2 separate regions of the Homo sapiens genome follow, and region 1 is linked to region 2. A link is a loop called in an ENCODE intact Hi-C map of the cell type or tissue named here. Cell type or tissue: IMR-90. All regions are shown on one strand. Links, peaks and the distances in the headings refer to the core of each region. The heading gives the core; the rest is flanking DNA.

Region 1 (6,609 bases), core at 1,105-6,104, 290 kb before region 2:
TTTATTTTATAGGCTCAACGCACCTTCATATCTATTATCAACAATAAATGGGCCTGGTATCATTGGAAACGTGAAAAATAGAACGTAAGAACTTTCAACCCCCCAAGTAAACCCTGGCTCCTCCATTATCTCTGAGGTTTCCCATAAGATCTCTTAAAAGTTTGTTGTTTTCCAATGCGAACACATCACACACTGGGGCCAGTTGTAGGGTGGGGAGCAAGGGGAGGGAGATCATTAGGACAAATACCTAAGTCATGTGGGGCTTGAAACCTAGATGACAGGTTGATAGGTGCAGCAAACCACTATGCACATGTATACCCATGTAATAAACCTGCACGTTCTGCACATGCATCTCAGAACTTAAAGCAAAAAGATAAAATAAAAGTTTGTTGTTTTCATGGAAGAGTTAGGTGAACTAATTTCCAAACCAGTTGATCACCACCAGTGTCCAAGACAGGCCATTCCTCCAGAGCACCAGGTGGGGCTGTTGTGCTACTCAGTCCTGGCACCAGTCTCTTTCCAAGAAGAATATGAATATGGACATATATACCCAACCATCCAGAAACAAGGTTCTTAGTTCGTACCAGTCACAAGAGCAGGATGTTTGAAATTGGTATGGTCTTAGGGTTTCCAGAACTATGGGGGCCAGTGGAGCATGGGGGAAAAATGCAGTGTCCATTGCACTGTGTTCCGTTGCCTCCCCAGGCTTCTCCTTTTAAGCACAACAACTCGCTGAAAGTGTTTTGTTTCATGATGAGGTCTGCAGATAAAATAAGTGAAAAATGAAGCCCTCCTAAAGTAATAAAGAGGGAGCACCTTAGGAAGAAGAGACACAGACAAAACCTCTTTGCCGCAGTATGGCTTACATTTCAGGTTTCCCAATCTCCTGGGAGTTTTATTCACTGATATTTTCCAAGAACCTAGACCCGTGGCCAGAACAATAGATGATCAATAAATACGTGTTGAACAAAAGAATGGCTCCAGTTCCAGGGCTAGTCCTGGCCACTCTTTGATCACTTGGTCCCTCTGTGATTTCGTTTCCTCATCTGTTAATGTCTGATAGTGGGTGAGAGGAGAGGGGAAGGTTGTAATAGCCAGTCCCTGAGATCCTTTCTATTTGGGATGGTGCGTGGTTTCCATTTTCAAGGTCCTAGTTGGTTAAGTGACTTAAGTAGGTATCTTCTTTACTGTTTCCCAGAATAAACTAACCCATATAGGAAAGAGAACAGTTCCATTCCTGAGTATGGGCATCAGAGTATGAGCAAGTTGAATCAAAATAGATCTCTTTCAATTTTGGCTTTGCCCTCTGTTAATTTCAAGCTGTCCCTGAAATTCATATACATGGCGGTAATATGGTTCTAGTGTTTCCGTAGGTGAATAAACTTAATCCCATCTCTGTAAGGCAGCCTCTAGTTTGGCCTGGCCGGTGTTCCTTTCTGTTTGCTTTCTGTTCCTCATTATGCTTTCCACTCCTATCAGTATCACTTAGCAATGCTTCCTCACCTTGGCAGTGGCAGTTCCTTCCAGTAACAGCCAGGGATACCAGTTTGCAATTTTGTCAACACTTGTAGAACTAGGTCCATTGTTCTCCCCCGGAAACACCATCGGCCATCATCTGGTTCAGGGGTTTGGGTCCCAGCATGGTGAGCCCTCCCCTTCAGCACCAGCAGAGAAGCAGCTCCTTTTCTAAGGGCTGCAGGTCAGCTCTGTGAGTGTCTGCCTTCAAGCTTTTAAGTTTTATAATTCTAATGCTCCCTTATAATTGCTACCTTATAATAGCTCCCTTATAATTGCTACCTCTTCAATACCTTAATAATATCCCCTTTAGCCTTTTCTGTTCCTAATACTGTTAATAATTCTTTATATTAAATTCTCTCTGTTAAAATAACTGGTGTGGTTTGTTGCCTAAGACTAGATCCTGACTGATATATGCCCTGGAACAAGGGAGCCAGGGGTTACCCCATGAGGTCATAGGTTCCTGGGCATATCAGTTTTTCTGCTTATATGCAAGTGAAGTGGCTCTAGCAGGCCAAAGTTAGCCCTCCAAAGAAGAGTCACCCATAGGGGTCGCTTGGGAAGAGAAAGTGCAACAAAACTGGAGGAGTGTGCAAAGAACCTCCTGGGGGATCTGCACAGAGATGGTGGTTTCAGCTATGTGAACATATAAAAAGCCAACTTACCAACCGACAGGCTGCAAGGGCCAGATGGGTGATTCAGGCATGGTGCTTTGGGAGTTCCAGGAAGGGAAATGTCAATAAAATTAAGGAAAATCAGAAAGTTGCTCAGAGGAGGTTATGCTGGAAAGATAGGGCTTTTCAGGCTGGAAAACTAGTCACAAGCATGGTCAAGGCAATTCCAGGGGCACAGATCACTTTAGGGAGCCTCATACACAAGGCCAAGGAACTTGGCTTTGCTTCTGTGTGGGCATCTTACCATGATATTGCCCTCAAAAATCATACTATATATATGATTCAGTCACTGTGTACACCACCCAGAAGGCCCCAGGAATAAGTCAGGGTTGAGACAAAAAGATTTGTTTGCTAAAGAAAGGGACTCGCCTTTCCCGCACTAGCTTTAGATGATCCTGAGATGGCACCCTGTCTGTGGGCTTTTCCGAGAAGAGACATCTGACTTGGTTTAAATTTTAGCGAAATCTGCAGTTGATAATAGGATGTCAGACAGTAGGAGGAGTGTTGATGGGTGATCTGCAGAGTGCTGGTCATGACATTTGGCTTTCCATCCCCTTTGGCTTTCCACCCATGCTGTCTTGATTTCTTTAGTGAAACAACTAAGCAATTGGACACACCTTGTCTGAATGCCTACTCCATATCTCTCCCAGACCCAGCTGGGGATAGTATGCATCATCTCCTTTACATAATAGATTTTCCAGGATGGTCCCAATTGAAAATATGTTGGTTTCAGAGTATCCACGTATGCAAGAGCTGCTAATTCATGCCTCAGTATTAACAATATGGCTCTCTCAACTTTTAAATAATAGAAGTAATACATTGGCCTTAAAAGCCAAGAAAATTGGTGCAGCTCCAAATAAAAGTAGTAAATATATTCAGCCACAAAGTCACAGTGGCTTTGTTGCACAACATCAAAAGGCACAGGTTCTTCCCTCAAGGAGCCTGTGGTTTAGTGGGTGAAGCTTCCTTGTCTTGCCTTATGATTTGGTGTTTTGCACGCCAATGTAGGCAGCTATCATAGAGGTAGGAACAGGTGAGCGATCCCCATCTTTCCTTTGGTCCTGTGGGTAAAGGGGAAAGGAAGGGAAGAGGGCAAATAAAGTGTGTGATGATGGGGGGACTGATTGGAAAAATAGGAGGTTTGCTGGTTTCCCCCTGTTGGTGATTGGACCTAGCAGGCATGGCCCTCCTGGAAGGAATGAGGCTTAGAGAGTGAAAGCAGGTGTGCAGGAGGCTGCTGAATCACTTGGGAGAAGTGAAGTCCCCACTGTGACTCTTATCTCCAAACCCCACTTGCTCAGCGTGGACAAGGGTTCAGGATGAGATTCTGCATCTGTCCTCAACTGGGCATTACGGAATGTGTAACTACCAAAGGGGTAGAGGAAGGTGGAGGTGGAGAAGTTCTACAGAAAGAAGAACGTGAAGGCAGAAGCAGAGGGACAGCAGGAAGAGAAGAGAGGGTTCAGGAGGCAAGAGGAAAGGGGCAGGAGGCCTGGAAGACAAGGCCAGCACCAGAGGGCCTTGGTTCCCTGCCTCCCGGGGCAAAGACATCCGGGGTGGACCAGGAACCTTTGCTCCCTTTTGTCCTTACCAGCCCTGGAGAAGCACATCAACCCCCCAGGCTGTCCAGGCCCAGAGTGGGCTTTGGGAAGAAGGCTTGGAAGGAGATTTATTGGAAGGCCTGGGGGCTTTCCCTAGGCTGCAGAAATCATTTGAGGGCTGGGGAAAGATAGGTCTCAGGCCCCTTCCTGCCTCCAGGAGCCTGGCCTGCCTGGCTGCTGGCCACAAGAGCAGGGCCCATTTCCCCTCCCCACTGCACACCCCACAAGCCAGTCATCTGCCTTTTTTTCCCTCCCCCTTCTGCTTCCCCACCCCTTCAAGTTCTCAGAACTGGCTCCCATTAGATTCCAGGAAATGGCTGGTGCAACTTTGTAACCAAATCCGCTCAAATCCCTTTGTATATCTTTTCTGCTCCCTCGCCCCCTCCTTGGTGTCCTTCATGGCTGTGTCCGGTTACAGAGTAGGGACCGGCCAGGGCAGGCTGGCCCTGGCACATGCAGTCAGATCTGAGTCAGGCAACAGCACCCAGGGCCAAATTGTGGCAAAGCAAAGTGAGCCCTTCAAGTCTGGGGGACCCTGGACCTTTTCCCGCTCCACCAAGAATTTATCTGTGCAACGCTGGGCATGTTATTTTTCCTCTGGGGATCTCAGCTTTTCTCACCTGCAATGTTAGGAGAACCTGCCTTTGGCCAGCTCCAAGATTTATTGGTGACGGTCAAGTGGGAGAAAGCACATGTGTCTGGCAGGACACCTGGAGGACAGAGGGGGGTTCTGACTGAGCAACTTCTGTGTGGAGACCCAAGACCCCGAGAATTCTAGCCCAGGCAGGGGTCTGCCCATCTCTCACTTGTGGGACCCTGAGGCTGTCATTTGACAGCAGAAATAGTGATGCGGTGTAGGCCTTCTGCTTGCAGGGACACTTCTTTCTCAGAAAAATTTGTGGAGTTTTACAAAGCCTTGGTGTGGGTGCCAGAGATCTTGCTAGCAATTCAGAGGGCAGGCACTGAGCCTCTAGCCAGGGCTCCCCACTATGATTTAGGCCAAGGCTGGGATCAGGCAACAGGTGGCTTCCGGTGCAGCCTGGGTGACTGATTCTGGCCAGGGCAGCATCTAGAAACCTGTCGGGGAGATGGTTGTGGACAAGATTCTATTCTGGGAGGACACCAGAGTGTCCCAGGCGAAAGGTGGCCAGCTGAGGTATTAAAAAAATGGATCAAACATCTACAGAAATAAAATTCTGCTTAAATCTTAAGTCTGGGGAAGAGGCAAAGAGAAGAAAGCAGACAGGAGGAAAATGAGGGAAAGTTGACAACTAAAAAAGTCTTCAGACATGTATTTAGGGGTTTAGATGTAAGTGGATGTTCAAAATGAAGTCATCTGTGTAATCCAGTGTCCAGATGAATGGGAAGAACAGAGCTGGCACCAGCTAGGTTCCCAGGTAAAGCCTGGTGTTCTTTTCCCTTCCATGGATTCAGGGAACTTCACTGAGAAAACGGGCTAGCTGAAAAATTGCTTAGGGCGGGTGTGGCGGCTCACGCCTGTAATCCCAGCACTTTGGGAGGCTGAGGTGGGTGGATCATTTGAGGCCAGAAGTTTGAGACCAGCCTGGCCAACATGGTGAAACCCTATCTCTACTAAAAATGCAAAAAGTCAGCCGAGTGTGGTGGCGCACACCTGTAATCCCAGCTACTCGAGAGGCTGAAGCAGAATTGCTTGAACCTGGGAGGTGGAGATTGTAGTGAGTTGAGATCGTACCACTGAACTCCAACCTGGGCGACAGAGTGAGACTCCATCTCAAAATAAAAATAAAAAGAAAAAAAGAAAAAGAGATATCACTTAGTCCACCCTAAAATGAGGAAAGTGGAGCCCAGGAGGTCCCATACCTCAGTGCCTATACCCCCCTAGACTGTGGGGAGAGAGGTGGCCATCACTCCTCATTAGGGGATTTCTTGGAATTAGGTTCTCTGGAGTAATGAAGGAGATGGATTTGAGGAATAGCCTAAGGATGAGGCTGGGGAGGGGCTGGACAGGTAGGTTTCATCAAGGGCCTACGGCAGCAGTTCTCAAAGTGTGGTGCTCGAACCAGTGGCATCAACATCACCAGGAAATTTGTTAGACATACAAATTCTTAGTCCCTTCCTGACCTGCTAAAGCAGGACCTGGGGTGGGGGCCCGCCACCTGTGTTTTAGAATCACCCCCAGGTGATTCTGATGCTCTCTAGAGTTGGAGAACTGCCAGCCTCGGGTACTCAGGTGGGGCATGTCAGGAGGCTCAGTGCCGTCTTGACTGGAGACCATTTGAAACCCACAAAGGAGGCTCCTGAGTGAACTCTTTCTGTTCTTCCCTTCCCTCTCCATCAGCTACAGTGTTCTTGGGTCTCCTTCCAGCTGGGCACATCCCATAGCCACCCCTCTTGGGCCACAGCCTTATCTGCTTGTCCCAGATAAACAGTGAATTGGCCTAATCAGTCTGGCTGGACTGGCTGGCTCCAGGGAGGTCTGCTGGTGGTGCCACTAACAGGAATGGAGCCACTCACACGGCTGACCCCCTTCCCCACCCCATAGGCCCTGTCGCCACCGCCATCTCTCGTCTAGGAAATGCCAGGCCTCGGTTGCACTTTCCCTCCTTTGCTAATCAACCCTCAGCAACTTTATTCCCAAGACAGATAAGGGGTGACTATCTAGGGCTTCTGTAAAAATCACCATGGTCAAAGCCTCTGTCAAGATCAGGCTGTCTTCTGGGCGGCTGCTGAAGGAAAGAAAGAGGAATTGAGCCTGCCCCCAAACTTAACAATATGCATTTGCACCTCTCAACAATCTTGCAAGAGAACAGACACTTGGAATTGCTGCAGATGATCTG
Region 2 (6,609 bases), core at 978-5,977:
TGTGCTCACATGCACATCATGTGAAAACATTTGAAAACAACTCAATGATTTAAAAATATATACTTGTCTATTTTAGATTAAGTCAGAGTAAAAAGAGAAAAAAGGGAAGCAGGAGGATGAAGGGAATGAGGAAAAGAGAAAACGAGAGGTAGAAAAGAGAGAGGAGAAAGGAAGGAGATGAGTTGGGGCACTCAAATACAAAGAGAAATCGCCATATATCATCCAGATGTTTTGTCTACAGCAGACCAAACATCAGGCTTTCGGGAAACATTTGGAAGACACAATGCTCCTTTCACTACACAGACAACTGTTGACAGTCCTATCGCCTCCTTCCCTGCGTGTATGTGTCTATCCCTTTCAAGCCTTTTTGTGGTCAAATTATAAAGGCCTGTTTAGTGGGTGGGGTGACGTCACACTGACCACAAAAGCTTATATTTCCTGCTACTAAATACACAGCCCCTGCTGACGAAGTGATCATTACAGAGAGAGCTTGTTCTGCCGAGGTCACCCCAAAGTGGGGATGAAGGCACTGGGGCGGGGGCTCGGTTGAGAGAGCAGAGCCATTATTCCCAAGTGTGTCTGCCTGCCTGCTGATCCTCATCTTGCTAGAACCAAAAGATGAAAATAGAAGTCTCTTTGTGCTTCCTCCAGGCCTTTGTCTCTAAGGATGCTGGGGCACACTGGGACACAACATGGTGGGAAAAAGGAAAAGACAAAAATTCAGGTCTTTGATTCCAGTTTCCTCATTTATAAGCTCAGTGATTTTACCTCTCCGGGTTGAATCCTGAAAATCTCCGTTTTACTAAAGAGAAAAGAACCTCATCCAGGGATCACACGGGAGCATGTATTTTAAAGTGACTGGTTTTAGTTTTGAGGGCAGCTGCTATCTTATAGTGATTTCTTTAGTGTTCCCACTTTCCTTGTGCTGATTACAAACGGTGGTTCTCTCTTCTGAGAGGAGAGAGTAAAGGGTAGGTTTTGTTTTTACGCATTTCTTTCTATTTTATTTATTTATTTTTGCAGAGGTCATGGGTGAACAATTTTTTTAATGAAGGAAAATAAATGAATTAACGTGGTGACTTGTCCAGTTAAGCCAAAGAAGCCACACCAAGTGTTAGAGGACCACAGAGGAACCAGAGAGGATCTGGGTAAGATCTCACAGGAAGAGTAGCATCTGGGTTGGGTGTAGTGCATAGGAGTTTGGCAGGCAGAGGGTTATGATCATAATTACCATCCCCAGGAACCCCTAAGTATCCCCTGGCATTAAACCAGAGTGGTCTGAGGCCTTATGTTGTAAGTCCTTGGCACTCCAAACCTCAGATGAAACAAAAATTGATGGATGTGCTTTTTGAATAGTTCACTCAATCAGGTTAATTTTGACGTTTAAAGAAGCAGAAAACCACTGCTCAGCCAAGATCCTGCAGAACTTTCCTATTCTCCATCCTAAGCCCTTGGTGAAGTAGAACTCAAATTCCCTACATTTTTCTTTCTTTTATTTTTCCCCCCTCTTGTGAGGGATGATTACAAGTAAGGCCTCAAACCCAAAAAGGACTTGGAAACAAGTCCACGTGGTATTCAGTGAAGGAAATCTTTTGCTTTTATCCATGTAATTTAGGTGGTCTGGACAGCCAGTCTGGATACTCTAACTGCTGGCAAGATTCTGAAGGCCAAGGTTGTGTAGGTTGGTTCTCTATATAAACCGAAGAATTGAAAAACTGCCCCGTTCCTTTGGGCCATGTGTGTCCACCAGGCACTTATTGTGTGTGCACTTTCTGCCAGGCCACTGGCTAACTTTAAGGGCCTCCAGTGGGCCTAACGCCATGTGCAGTTCACCTGATCTGAGGCTGTGGCGGGCTGGTGTGGCTCAGTTATTCCCCACAAGCTGCCATCCCCTGGCTTAGACATAAAGCCTTAGCTCCATTAATCATCCTTTTCCTGGAGCATACTAGATGAGCTCCTGGCTGGGAGTAGAACTATCATGTTCATTTCCTAATTTTAAAAAGTGTGTGTTTGCTAACAGCTGGAAGGCAGGCTAGAAAGGCAGCTTCAAAGTCCCACTGTGGGGAAAATAATGCTAAGAAGATCCTGGGGCACTTTCTCTTGAACTCACCTCCCCTGTAGCACTGGGGACTGTCCTAGAAGATGAAGTCTGTGCTGGGGGTAGTGAGGGAGGGCCCAAGGCTTGCAAAGAGGATGGACACTGTCAATTTGGGCTGGGCTTAGCCATTAAAAGTAGATCTCTGAAAACAGAACTGGGGGAGTGAAGATGGAAGTTATGCTGTTAAGCTAATGAAAGAGTCAAGAAATAGAGAATATGGAGAAATCAGTGGCCAGAGCCCAGAAAAATAACAATTATGTGAAAAAAAAATGTCATTTAAAAGGTAGAAGCCAAGGAACTTGATGAAAACCAAGTCAAATAGCCAAGATATCTTTAACAGACTCAACATAGCTGACACTGAGAAGAACCTAAAAACTGAGGCAATGTTATAAATAGATCAATTCCAGAAAAAGCAAGACTCCTGGGGAGAAGGGTTGGGATGGAATCAGAACCAAAAGGTGAGAGCTCTCATTGTTCCACGAGGGAAGGACAGAGTCTCAGAGCAATGGCTGGGTCAAACGTGACAAGGATAATGGAAGTAAAATGATCAAAGTTAGAAAGGTTCTGACATAGTACAATAACAGAGGCCATGCAATGTAAACATATATCAAAACATCACATTTCAAGCTGGGTGCAGTGGTGCACTCCTGTATTCCCAATTACTCAGGAGGCTGAAGCAGGAGGATTGCTTGAGCCCAGAAATGAAAGTTCAGCCTGGGCAACATAGTGAGATCCCATCGAGAGAGAGAGAGAGAATCACTTTATACCTCATGAATATATAATATATATTTTATTTTTAAAAAGAAAATTTAAAAACAAATGCAGGTCATGGATCCAGAACTCAGAATGTAGGTAAATTAATAAGAAACTAGAAAGAAAAGACCATCTTTCTTAATGATTTCAACTGGCTCTGTAGGAAACCACCCAGGTGTTCATTGTCTCCAAAGAGCTAAACCTTGCCTCAGAAAAATGACCTTCTCCTATCTTTCCTGCTGCAGCAAGAACCTCTGGTTTAACCAATTAGGTAAGTCATTTATATGACACTCAATCTGAATTATTCTGTCTGTCTGTCTGTCTATCAATTTCTCTATCTGTCTATCATCTTTAGGGAAAAAGTATATCCCATGCACAGTTATGATAACAAAGGAGTCATCTTCTATACAATATTAAACATAACTATTGAAAAGTTAAAAACTCAAGCCTTCAGTTTAGGGTTTGATTTTCATGATCCAAAGCAGCATTCTTGACTGATTGTTTTTCCTTGTGTTGATTCATATTTGTCTGAGTGAATTTGATTGGCTGTTTTGGAATTGCGTAAGATACTTCTTCATTGACCCAAATAATCTGTTTGTTGATTTTATTCAGACTAACATATAACTTAATTGACTAAATTTTTGCCTTTCTCAAATGGTGTGGTGATTACATAGACTCAATCTGTATTTTTGAGAAGTTTTTAAGTATGCTTTCATTAGCCTGAGACTAGTGTTCCTGAAACCTTGTAAAGTACGGAGCACTTCAGGAGCAGAGAGAATGAATACCTTGGGTGATGCCCAGTGTAAATCTCATGGTCTGGAGGGAATCTTGTGGCCAATATGAGCCTCGTCAGATGTCAGGCTTTCCAAAAGTAGAAGTGGAAGGCTCCTGTTTTTCTAACTCCTGCTGTTCCCCTGACTATCACTATGTTGTCCATATTGTTTTCAGAACTCACAGCTTAAAGAACCACCTTGCTTTTCTTAGAACTTTGGGGGTGGACCTTACTCCTTTTTACTTTTTTTTTTTTTCAAATTGCATGTGGATTCTACTGTATTTAGCATAACTCAAGCTTAGCATTTGAACATGTTTCATAGCCAATAGCTTTGCACATCCTCCATGATTGCATACTGTGTTTCAGACACAGATGTAGGACATGCAACTGATGTGGCCATCACTAATGTCAATACTGACCCTTGCTCTGTGCTTTGGGCCCTAAGTAGAGCTAGGTCCATGTAGTAGTCTAGTGCCCTCTTGTGGCTTTCAAACTAAGAGTCTTGAGCTATTTTGTAGAATTAGAGCTATTTGTAGAATCACGAGTTTGAGAAGACCACTGTGAAGTTACGTCCTGCCTTCTCTCCCTTAGTAACACTACCCACCTCCTGCAAAGCACAGTCAGTGATGGGAGACATGTTCTACTCTGAGCTAAGAAAAACACTTTGGAATGTGGAGATCAGGGTACTGGAGTTTAATAGAGACCTTTAGAACTTACTATACTGTGGATACATAGCATATGACAAATAAATGTTAATTGAAATTCCTTTGCCAAATTGGCGATACCTCCCAGTTTTTCCATTCACTCTTAAACTTATTCATTCAACAATTTCTCCAATGACATGATTTCAAATAATTTGATATGTTTAATTTGAAGGCAAGAGAATTATAAGGAATATATCAAGTGATCTCAAAAGTTTGAAGATCTGTAATGTGACCAAATCAAGTATCCTACATGGCTCCAGAGAGACACACATTAAGGTTGTAGATATTGGTTAGATATAAGGAAGAACTTTTTAGTGACTGCAATTGTAGAACCCTGAAACATGTCTAGGAATAAACTTCTCATTGCACTGAAACAGTTTAGCAGGGATGTATTAATTTTTGAAATAGACATTTTAAAGAGAAGTTTCTCCCATGGACTAATTGATCTTTGATAAAAATCTTAGATTTTTAGAATCTAAGATTTTGATTTTTATTAAAAATCTAAGATTTTAATAAAGATGTTTTAGATTTTTAGTCTACAAATGTATTTAAGAAAAAGCACAGCTTCCTTTGACTAGTCAATTAAGTCCCACAGCTAAGCAGTCGTAAGGAGCAGAAAAAAATAACTGTTGGGTACTAGGCATAGTACCTGGGTGACAAAATAATCTGTACAACAAATCCCTATGACATGAGTTTACCTATATAACAAACCTGCACATGTACCCCCAAATCTAAAAGTTTAAAAAAGTCTTCTCTAATGTTTAATATGAAACTTTCCCATATGAACATTGCAAGTTCATAACTACCATCTCCATTTCTAGGAAATCAAATTGTGTGTGTGTGTGTGTGTGTGTGTGTGTGTGTGTGTGTGTGTGTATACAGGTGTATGTTTACCCAAACCCATTTTTATAACCTATCTGGTTTTGATTTTCTAGATTGTAATAGGACTTTTGACATTTTCTTCAAAACCTGACATTTTGTCACTTAACTGCTTTTCATTTTCAGCAAGCCTTTCACATTGATGTCTAATTGTGTATAATGGCCAATTACACACTGGAAAAATATGCATATTTGCTTGATTCTGGTTATATGACATATGATGAGTATGTTCATACATATTTATTAAAGCAGTTATTCATTCATAGCACAGCAAAAAAAAAAGAGTCAAAGACTGAATTTCAGGAGGTTATTAATGAAACATAAGAACTTAGTTTTGTCACCCCAAGTTGCAGGGACAATGAAAGCCACTGTCTCTTAGTTCACATCAGCCTAAGCTGCAGGACAGAGGAGATGACTTATGCTTCTGTCCAGGATAATTTCTTGCTCTTTTAAAGAGGTAGAATGATGTTACAGGTATGGGTTGATTGGATTTCAATTGCTGCTATTGTTTTGGTTATTTTTCATATTTAGTCAATACAATCTTCTCTATGCTTTTTGAAAAATCTGTACCGTAAACCTTAGAGGGGAAACAGTGAATCCACCATGTCTTGCAGAGGTCCAAAACCAAGTTAAAACCAGAAGCCATTGGGTCTTCAGCCTTTGGACCTGAAGGTGGAAGGTGGGTGAGATAACTGCCTCCCCCATGTTCTCCCTTTCTTCCAGTGGCTTCATCACTCCTATTACATTGAGACTGAGGTGGGGAGTGGTTTGAGAGTTTTCCAGAGAGAAAGCTGATTTGTCCTTATGAGGCTAAAACTTTAAAGGTCTTGGGGTTCAAGAAAAGTTCAGGTCCAGGATCCAAAGTGGTTTGAGATTTCCTCCTGTTCTTCCTCACAGTAGTTCCACTGCCCTTCATCTTGGCAGAAGGGCCAATGGCCTATGTCACAGCCTTGCTGACAGCCCTGGGCTACAACAGAAGAATTCTTGCCCCTTCCCATCTCTGTGGGAGAGACACACTGGATTGTCACCAGCCTGTGAAATAAACCACCCACCTGGTCCATGGAACCATTTCAAGGCCAGAAAAGCCAGCCTTACTCAGCTGTGCCATATGGGAAAGAAGAAACACTGTTTTTCCCCATATGGATTTGTCACACATTAATAAGAGGCATTTGCTCTCAGTCTCAGCCAAATGCCTTGGTTCTTAAAACACATGAGAAGACGTGCTTGACTTAGCTTGCCAGGGAATTAGATATGTACTTCATAAAGTGAATCTAAACTAAAACTGTGTTGGGCTATTTTGTCCCTACCTCATTGGAGAGACATCCCTGCAAATGGACAGCTAATCTCTTTAATGAGCAAAATACCCGAAGGCTGTTCTGGGGAAAGAGTCCAGCGTTTAACTG

What was found. Hi-C counts contacts between places; a loop is a spot of excess contacts. Peaks named below come from ENCODE experiments on the same cell type or tissue, not always from the same donor. Only the 100,000 strongest peaks of a DNase experiment are listed, where the experiment ranks them.
Region 1: it touches region 2 in a loop (2.2-fold over the local background); 7 of 110 quality-filtered maps call a loop at or near these places.

The regions. Positions count from the first base shown.
Region 1 is chr2:216,876,781-216,883,389 of GRCh38, forward strand. No RefSeq gene overlaps it. Among named protein-coding and RNA genes, the nearest start is that of TESHL, 9.3 kb to the left of the region's middle. In IMR-90, for the core only: no CTCF peak of the experiment used is centred there; a DNase peak (open chromatin) is centred at 4,111; H3K27ac peaks cover 1,789 bases.
Region 2 is chr2:217,162,333-217,168,941 of GRCh38, forward strand. No RefSeq gene overlaps it. Among named protein-coding and RNA genes, the nearest start is that of DIRC3-AS1, 120 kb to the right of the region's middle. In IMR-90, for the core only: a CTCF peak has its summit at 4,094 (motif pointing left); a DNase peak (open chromatin) is centred at 4,099; H3K27ac peaks cover 2,081 bases.